Regions from separate parts of the Homo sapiens genome. Here region 1 is linked to region 2. Evidence: chromatin contacts called from ENCODE Hi-C or POLR2A ChIA-PET data. All regions are on one chromosome and are shown on one strand. The core of a region is the stretch at or near the end of the contact, and the rest is flanking DNA. Distances in the headings are between cores, read along the strand shown.

Evidence for each region. Hi-C counts contacts between places; a loop is a spot of excess contacts on that map. ChIA-PET counts read pairs that join two places held with the same protein, here RNA polymerase II (POLR2A). Pooled maps may share reads with other maps.
Region 1: a loop to region 2 is called in a map of dorsolateral prefrontal cortex, with 1.9 times the contacts of the local background. The contact joins two enhancer-like sites. A Hi-C loop is called at or near these places in 1 of 168 maps with a recorded cell type or tissue (dorsolateral prefrontal cortex), 1 of 37 single-sample maps with no recorded cell type and 3 of 50 pooled maps. POLR2A ChIA-PET finds 5 or more read pairs at or near these places in 4 of 52 experiments (AG04449, MCF 10A, activated B cell and 1 more).

What each region holds. Positions count from the first base shown.
Region 1 is chr1:39,404,306-39,409,122 of GRCh38, forward strand. All of the region lies in intron 58 of MACF1 (microtubule actin crosslinking factor 1), which reads left to right. Among named protein-coding and RNA genes, the nearest start is that of BMP8A, 85 kb to the right of the region's middle. RefSeq lists a silencer at 4,218-4,817. Within about 2 kb of position 1,251, at least 3 of the 41 ENCODE cell types and tissues checked have a DNase peak (open chromatin) inside an H3K27ac peak, as active enhancers do.
Region 2 is chr1:39,331,085-39,335,581 of GRCh38, forward strand. MACF1 (microtubule actin crosslinking factor 1) reads left to right here. Exons shown (of 101, transcript NM_001394062.1): 37 at 119-4,497. Among named protein-coding and RNA genes, the nearest start is that of MACF1, 130 kb to the left of the region's middle. Within about 2 kb of position 2,472, at least 3 of the 41 ENCODE cell types and tissues checked have a DNase peak (open chromatin) inside an H3K27ac peak, as active enhancers do.

The DNA of each region.
Region 1 (4,817 bases), core at 1-2,500, 72 kb after region 2:
ACTAAAAATACAAAAATTAGCTGGGCATGGTGGTGCACACCTGTCATCCCAGCTACTTGGGAGGCTGAGGCAGGAGAATCACTTAAACCTGGGAGGTGGAGGTTGCAGTGAACCGAGATCGTGTCACTGCACCCCAGCCTGGGTGACAATGTGAGACCCTGTCTGGAAAAAAAAAAAAATTAACAACAACAACAAAAAAATTTGGAGACAGGATCTCACTCTGTCGCCAGGCTAGAGTGCAATGACACAATTACAGCTCATTGTAACCTTGAACTCCTGGGCTGAACGATTTTCTCAGCTCAACCTCCCAAGTAGCTAGGACTACAGATGCACATGCCTGGCCAATTTTTTAACTTTTTGTAGAGACGAGTGTCTTGCAATGTTGCTTCGGCTAGTCTTGAACTCCTGGCCTCAAGGGATACCCCTGCCTCAGCTTCTCAAAGTATTGGAATTACAGGTGTGAGCCATTGAGCCCAGCCAGAATTTGCTTCTTTAGAGTCCTGCCTTCAGCTCTCTACTTAGAAATATTTGTCTTTGCCATCTCTGTATATCTGAAATCCTAATGAGTAAATGTGATTCCCTCCATAAAGCCTTCTCTGATACCTCCTGCCTTCCTTCTTCCCACCCTTCTGTCAGGTCTTTTCTAACTTGCAAAGCCCCATGATTTTGTCATCACCATGGTTTTGGTGACCATTAGTCTAAAAAGAGGGATTAATACACTGTCTTTTGGAAAGTCTACAGGCAGGAAAGGGCTTACAGGGGTCATGAGAGTTCCTGCAGAGTGTGTGGAAAGTTTTCTCATGGGTTCACGAGTACATGAGAGCTCAAATAGCATCAAAATCCTTAGTATCCCACTTAAAGCAAACTTCGTGTCATGCTATGTTGCTTTATGAGCCACTCCGTAGCCATGTTTATAATAATAAAAGTACCAAAGGATGGCAGTGACTGATGCCCAACAGGTACAGACTAATACTGTGGAGTTTCTACTTGCTACTAAATAATGCTTGTAAAATCTAAAGATCCTAAGATGAAAGGCATTGTGTAGATTTAAAATGAGCAAGATCCAACCAGTCCTCTGTATCCTCTTCTACTCAGAATTAGTCTTCCAAGAGAGAGCACCCATCAAGGTGGGTGATAAGGCATCATAGAATCTAGGGAAGTGTGAATCTGGGGTCTCCAGATTGTCCCAGAGGGCTGGCATTTTAGGTCTGGAGCAGACAAGGGCAGGATGCCAGGTCCAAAACTTGGAAAGGGAGCTATGTTAGGGTGTGAGGAGACTCCACCCGGCTGTCTTTCATTAGGAAGACTGCAGGAAGGAGCTGGAAGGGCCAGGATTTTTCTTTCTTCTAAGTTCACTGAAGGAAAATCTAACACCAAATTCTGTACTTGGGAATTTCAAAATGAGTAGAGAATTCTTTGAACTCTGTAATCAATTAACCGGAAACTCATTTGAAATTTGGCTTCAGTGCATATGTTTGTGGTTACAGGGGTGGGGGAAATATCTGAAGAGGGTCTCTGGAGCTCCCTGTATTTCTCTTTTAAAAAGTTTATACACAGCATGTGAAATGAACAGATGCTTTTTTTTTTTTGTAGCTATCAGGGCAACAAGAGGTGGAAAGCTGTATCAGGTATTTATTTCAGTCCCTGAGATGGCTATTGGCAGAGTTTCACATACCTAAACTAAGGAGAAACTCATGAACAGATAAAAATTAAGACATGGAGGAGAACTTGTGCTTCCTCTCTTGATTTATTTCTAAACACATACTGATGATTTTTTAAAAAGAGCAAAGCACTCAGAAAGTATTCTTTGGCTTTGGGTTCTGGGGTTTTTTTGGAGGTGCGGTGGGAGGATTAGATTACTATATGTAATTTCTCTTTAGGTTGTATTTAAATTTGTTTTCCTAACACCCTAATTAGAGAGAGTGTGACTGCAGATAATAAGTAATTCGAATCTGAATTTCATAGTCGTAGGAATGCTCCATTTATTTATTTATATGGATCACTGATGAGAGTAGTAAGAATATTGGTAGATAGACATGGGAGGGAATTATTTAAGAAAAGTCTGGATTGGTTGATACCTGACTTGGTGAGGAAACAGTAAAGGAATTTCTGTTCATGAAGTTTGTGATTCCACATCAAGATAATTCTTTATGGCTGGGAACAGTAGCTACGCCTGTAATCCCAGCACTTTGGGAGGCTGAGGTGAGTGGATCACCTGAGGTCAGGTCACCAGCCTGGCCAACAAGGGGTGAAACCCATCTCTACTAAAAATACAAAAAATTAACTGGGTGCGGTGGCGCATGCCTGTAATCCCAGCTATTGGGGAGGCTGAGGCAGGAGAATCGCTTGAACCCAGGAGGCAAAGATTGCAGTGAGCCAAGATTGCGCCACTGCACTCCAGTCTAGGCGACAGAGTGAGACAGAGTCTCACTCAAAAAAAAAAAAAAAAAAAACATTCTTTATAATAGAATAACCACCCATGTTTCATCCAGAGCCAGAATTCCTCAGATTCTTCCAACCAGAGGGGCCCTGGCATGCTAAACAGTCTGTTATGATATCTGAACACTTAAGTGAATGTATTTGGCCAGGGATATTTGCTAGTAAAATTGATCTTTCCTTCCCTGAGTTTTTCCAGTTGTGCTGAATAATTAAAGGAAAATTAAAACCTGGATTCCCTAAACTGTTAAGTATCAGATCTGTAAGCTGTCAGTCCTTAGGATTACAGTGTATCAGAGTTAGAAAGGACTTTAAAATTCATCTGAACAAACTGCAGAAGATTTGTAAATCTGTTTTCCCAAATCTCTGCCAAGTGATTGCTTGAATTTCTGCTCAAACACCTCCAGGGTCAGGAAAGTCACCAGTTTAGGGGACACTCTATTCTTTGAATAGCTGTGAGAAGCTCTTTGTTGGTTTTAAATCTCACATCTTAGTGTGCCAGCTTAAGGAGATACCCAGAACAAGTTTCCTTCCTCCCACGTCTCAGCCCTTCAGATACTTCATGCTAATTACATCTCCTAGAACTTTCTCTAGGTCAGACATTATTGGGTCTTGCACTGTTTGTTCTTCATAGGACAGGGTTTCTAGTGTCTTGGCAGTATACGACCAAGAGGACACAGGATTCTGGGGCAGTGCCTTTAAAAGTTTTAGAACTAAAAAATATTAAAACTAGAAAGGGTGTCAAGACACAACCTAGTCGGCCTCCCCACCCCTTTCAGTTTACAGATGGGCAGAGTCTTTTGGATTTGAGTGGGTAGAATTGATCAGCAGCCGTTGTTGAAGTGAGAAATGAAGTGTAAAGCATTTTACCAGAGAAAGGTCTTTTAGTTGCCTAATTCCGATTACAGGCTTCAGCGCACTTCTCATTTTTGCCAAGGACCAGTCTGATTCCCTAAGTAAGCCTAAGGCTCAGCTCAAGGTTTCAGTGCCAGATCTTCATACACCAGGTGTTGGTTTCACTTACTGTTTGTGTAAAGGATAGAAATAACTTTTCCATAAGTTTTGCGGTATATATTGACCACATGGTCCGACAGAGATTCCGAATTTTAATAGATGTTTTTTTCCTTCATAAAATCAGAGAATGGCCATCACAAATAGAACAGAGTATTGGACCCGTTCAGAGATGCAGCTGCCTCTGGTGGACAGTTTCCTGGGTTGCCCTTTGTACTTTCTTTGTTTAACAGTCACCAGGTGACCAAGTGGCTTTTCTAAAAGCCAAAGGCCGTGGACGACGGGATTGTGAGCGACTTTTCTCTAGTGTTTTCTATTTGAGATTTGAAATACCCATGCTTTTCATCTGGTCCAAGGAGGCTCAGGTTTCCTTGGCTGTGCGCAACTATAAAGGACCCAGGTGTTTGGTCGTAGGGCTCAGCTGTTGGCATCCCCACCTCCCCCAACACCCCATTTTCTTCCGTCATTGATACCACTCAGGTCTGTGAGCAGAGAAATCCTGGTGGGAGAATTGACCAGGACTTGATATACTTGAGAAGGGGGAGAGGGAAGGTAGAATGTGCCTAGAGTTATCCAATAACTTTGGTCTCTGAGCGTGACCGAATTCCTTTGGGACACCGGGAAAGTGCCGGGTTTAAGGCTGGAGTGTTCTTCGGTCCGGCAAGGGGCGCGCTAAAGGTGACACTGGAAGGAGCAGGGACAGCCTTTGGCGGCAGAGATGGAGCCGAGAGCGATGCAGGCGGCCTACCCCAGCCGGCGCGACCTGCCGGCACACGGGAACTCGAGTGGCCGTCGCCAGAGCCGGCTAGCTGGGGGAGCGCGGGCGCCCTTTCTGGATTCGTTCGCCTTTGGGCTGGGCTCGGAGCCGGGCCGGTTGGAGCGAGACAGGGGCGGGAGGGGCCGGGCCAGCGGGAGGAGGGCGGGGCTTTCCTTTGTCAGGGGATTTGCGCCGCGCAGCCCAGACTCGCGCGGGTTCCGTTCCTCTCCTTGCGCCCTCTCCGGGGGCGGGGCGTTCCCCTCTGGCCCCGGGGCGCGGTGGGCGTGGGCTGCGGGAGCCGAACGGCTGGCGTCCCGGGTCTCTCGCTCCGAATCCCGCAGAAGCCCCTCCTTCGGCGCCTCAGCCTCCAATCCTCTCCACCGCTCCCTCCACTCTCGGAGTCGCTCCTCTCCCCGGCCCCGCCCCCGCCGGGCCCCGCCCCCGCCCTCGTCCTCCTTCCTGTGCTCTCCGCGTCGCGCGCTCCCTGGCTTCCAGGGGGCTGCCCGGGCGGGGCGGCGCAGCGCGGCGGCGCGGGGAAGGGGGAGGAGAGCCGCCCGCCAGCCGAGCACTTCCAGCGAGCTAGCGAGCTAGCGGGTCGCGCTGCGCGGGGGAG
Region 2 (4,497 bases), core at 1,222-3,721:
CTGTATACTATAGTTCTTTGAATGACTCCTTTCAATAGTTGTGCTTTGCCATTGGCTCTGATTCAGTTTTCTTTTTCTTCTCTTTTCCTTTTTTTTTTTTTTTTTTTTTTTTTTTTAGGAATGCAGAGCAGTTGCTGGGGTGATTGACCTAGGCACAGTGGAGATATTTCCCATCTTCAAAGCCATGCAAAAGGGCCTCCTTGACCAAGACACAGGCCTAGTGCTTCTGGAATCTCAGGTTATCATGTCTGGCCTCATTGCCCCTGAGACGGGTGAAAACCTCTCTTTGGAGGAGGGCATAGCCAGAAACCTCATTAATCCCCAGATGTACCAGCAGCTCCGGGAGCTACAGGATGCCCTGGCCTTAATAAGCAGGCTTACTGAGAGCAGAGGCCCTCTTTCTGTGGTGGAAGCAATTGAAAAGAGAATAATCAGTGAGACAGTTGGACTGAAAATCTTAGAAGCTCACCTGGCAACTGGAGGTTTCAGTCTTTCCCCTAGTGAGAACTGTATTAACCTGGAAGAGGCTTTTCATCAAGGCCTCATTTCTGCATGGCTTCATTCAGTATTAGAGTCTTATCTTAGAACATCCAAGAATTTGATAGACCCTAACACAGCTGAGAAAATTGGTTTGCTGGATCTGATGCAGCGATGTATTGTCCACCAGGAATCAGGATTCAAATTACTGCCTGTCAAACAATTGGCAGGGGGGATGGTGAGCTTGAAATCAGGCCGGAAGGTTAGCATTTTCCGTGCAGTTCAGGAAGGGCTAATAGATAGGCAGGTCACTGTCCGGTTGCTGGAAGCTCAGCTTTTTGCTGGTGGCATAGTAGATCCAAGAACAGGACACAGACTTACAGTGGAAGAGGCTGTAAGACATAATCTGATTGACCAAGATATGGCCTGTGCTATCCTCATAAGGCAGCTTCAGACAGGAGGCATCATAGACACTGTCACGGGGCAAAGGCTAACAATAGATGAAGCAGTGAGCAATGATCTAGTAGCTGCTAAGATCGCCCTTGTGATTCTGGAGTCCCTCTGGTCATTCATGGGGTTGCTGTGGCCTGAATCTGGAGAGATCCTCCCAATTACAGATGCCCTAGAACAAGGTATTGTGTCTACTGAACTAGCACATAAAATCCTTAGTAACCGACAGCATATTAAGGCTCTGTTTCTACCAGCAACCACAGAGATTTTGTCCTGGAAGAAAGCAATAGAAAGTGGTATCCTGGATAGAGATCTTGCCAATAACTTAAAATCGATTTGTATACCTGATGTGATGCCCCACATGCAACTAGCAGACTCTGCAGAACAAAATATTAATCCTGGAGCAGCAGTTCTACCGTGCAGCAAGAGCCACCCTAAGGCCACAGCAAGCCAGAGTGAGAATCTGTTGTTCCAGCTGATGACTCACAGCTATATTAATGTGCAAAATGGACAGAGGCTGCTTCTGTTAGATAAAGAGCTGATGGAGACACTAACATCCAGAGATGAGTATCAAACAAGTCCTCCAAAAGTGGTTGAAATTGGGCATCAAAGGCAAAAAACTCCTGAGGGATTGCAAGAATCAGCTAATGTGAAAATCTCAGGAACTTTCAGCAGTGGGTGGACTGTGAGGCTGCCTGAGTTCCAGTTTTCTTCTCAGAACAAAGAATATCCCGATCGGGAAGATTGCACTACAGAAAAAGGCAAAAAGACCACTGTAGAAACAGAAGATTCTTCTGTAGAGAACCCTGAACAGGATCTGTTTGTAGAACAAAAAGAGAGAAATCCAAACATTGATGCTTTGAAGGTAATAAATAAAGTCAAATTAGAGGTACAAAGGCAGTTGATAGGTACCCAAAGGGAAGACCAAACAGCAGTGTCTGTCAGAGAAAATGCCAGCAGGGGACACCTCCTGACCATACCTCCTGCTGAGGCGGAAGGTGTGCCGTTGGTGGTTGACAAAGATGTTTTTTCTGTTGAAACACCAAAGAAAGAACATCAACCTCTAAGAAACACTTCCTTTACATGTCAGAATGAACAAGCACACACTCTTGAGACTGAATATATTCATGATGAAACTGGAGGATCTCACATAAAACCCCAAAGCAAAAAGTTACAAGTTCAGGTAAAGAAAACTCTAGGTATAAAGTTAGAACTAAAGTCTGAAACTGATGGGAATGTTCATCCTCTGGACAAAAAGGAAATGTTAAAGAAAACATTTCTGGCTAAGGATGACCATAAAGAAAGTCAAGAAGCACAGAACATCGCAGGTGGTAGTATGATGATGTCAGAAAAGACCGATGAGGAAGATAGTGGCAGGGAAATTTTTCTGTCATGCAGTCATCCATTAGAATTGCTTGAAGAAGCTACCTTAAATGTATTATCTGCACAGTTACTAGATGGTGGTATCTTTCATGAACAAACAGGTCAAAAGCTCTTACTAAATGAAGCAATATCCCGAGGCATTGTGCCAAGTCACACTGCCGTGAAGCTTATGGAGAAGCTGAACATGTTTCAGGGGTTCTTTGACTCTCAGACTTGTGAGTCTTTGACAACTGAAGAAGTCATTAATGAAGGTCTGATGGATGAGAAATTATTACATAATGTCCTCATGGCAGACAAAGCTATAAGTGGTGTCTTAGACCCCCGTACCCAGACACTGTGCTCTGTAAAGGATGCAGTTACAGTTGGACTTCTTGACAAGGAAACAGCCACCAGAATTTTAGAGAGGCAGGTGGTGACTGGTGGAATTATTGATCTGAAACGAGGCAAAAAAGTTTCAGTAACTTTGGCCTCAACTCTTGGCTTGGTGGACGTTGCTGACCAGCCAGAACTTATAAATCTGGAGAAAGCTTCCAAAGGTAGAGATGCTGAAAAAACAGTTAGGGAGAGATTAATTAGTTTACAAATGGAAACAACAGGACTTATAGACCCTGATAGTAAAGCACCTTTAACAGTTGTGCAGTCCATTGACAGAGGTCTTTTGGAGAGAGAGGAGGCCGTTCGTTTGTTGACTAAGCAAGTGGTAGATGGAGGTATCATTCACCATATATCTGGGATGAGACTTTCTGTTGATAATGCCTTCAGACATGGCTTAATTGGTGAAGATTTAGCCGAGAAACTCAAAAGAGTTGAGAACTTAAACATCCATCAGATTTTTAATCCTGAAACGAAGGAAAATATTTCCCTCCCTAAAGCCATAAAATTAGATCTTATTACCTCAGACCTGAAAAGAGAAATCCAGGAGGTTCAGGCCTTTACTGGAAACTTTGTGGATCTCATTTCTGGTCAGAGATTGACCTTGGCAGAAGCTAAAAAAGAAGGACTGTTAACTAATGAAGCAGTATTGTCTCCAGGAATGATGCATGGCATTGTAGATCCCGAGAACTGCAGAATTGTCCCCTACTCAGAATTAGTCAAGAAATGTAAGATTGATATTGAATCTGGACAGAGATATCTAGAAGTAATTCCCTTCTCAGACATTAAAGATGGGGTGAGCGACAAAGTGCTTACATTGTCTCAAGCAATTCAGCTTGGAAAAGTAGACTTTGCATCTACGCTGAAGGTTCTAGAAGCCCAGGCAAATACTGGTGGAATCATAGATACTGCTACTGGAAAAAGACTGACATTGGCATCAGCTTTGGAAGAGAAACTGGTGGATGAAAACATGGTCAGAATTATTGCATCTCATCAGGTGTTAAATGGAGGAATTGTTGACATATTTAGTGATCAGAGAGTGACTTTAGTAGAAGCTATTGAGAAAAGACTGATCAGCCCTGAACTGGCAAATATGATCCAAATAGATAGTTCAGAGTTCAGCGATCACAGGGCTCAGATTGAAAAGCAAGAAGGGATTGAAGTGTGTGCATTACAAAATGAATTTCTAGGAAAGGATATGTTAATTGCTTGTAATCAGACTGCTGAAATGAGTTGTAATAAAGTAGAAGAGAGTGAGAGATTATTTCAAGTTGAAAATCAGTCTGCACAAGAAAAGGTTAAAGTGAGAGTTTCTGATGGGGAGCAGGCAAAAAAGAGCAGGGAAATTTCCTTAAAGGAATTTGGGTGCAAGGATCAACGTAAGCCAAGAATGTCTTCAGATGCTAAAGAATTTATCAGTATCATAAATCCTCATAATCTTAAAGGTAAATCCTTGGGCCAAGTGTCATTGACACACCCTTACTCTGAATGTGATTTTAAACTTAAAGAAGTGGCTAGAAATAACATGGGAAATGATACAAATGAAGAGCAGGAAAAAGCAGTGACAAAAATAGAAATTATTTCTCATATGAAGCAGTCTACCTCATGTCTAGATTCTGAAGAAATAAGAGAAAATCAAGGGGAAGTGATTTTGGAAGTACAAGAAACATATTGTGAAACGTCAGGCAAATTGCCGAGTGAGCAGGTTTTGCAGCAACCAATGAATGCTCGGGTGAAAAGTAAGAGAGAGAAGAGGGAGGTGATTGTAGAAGAAAGTATCAGAACATGCAAACCAGCATTTCTTTCTGAAGAAAA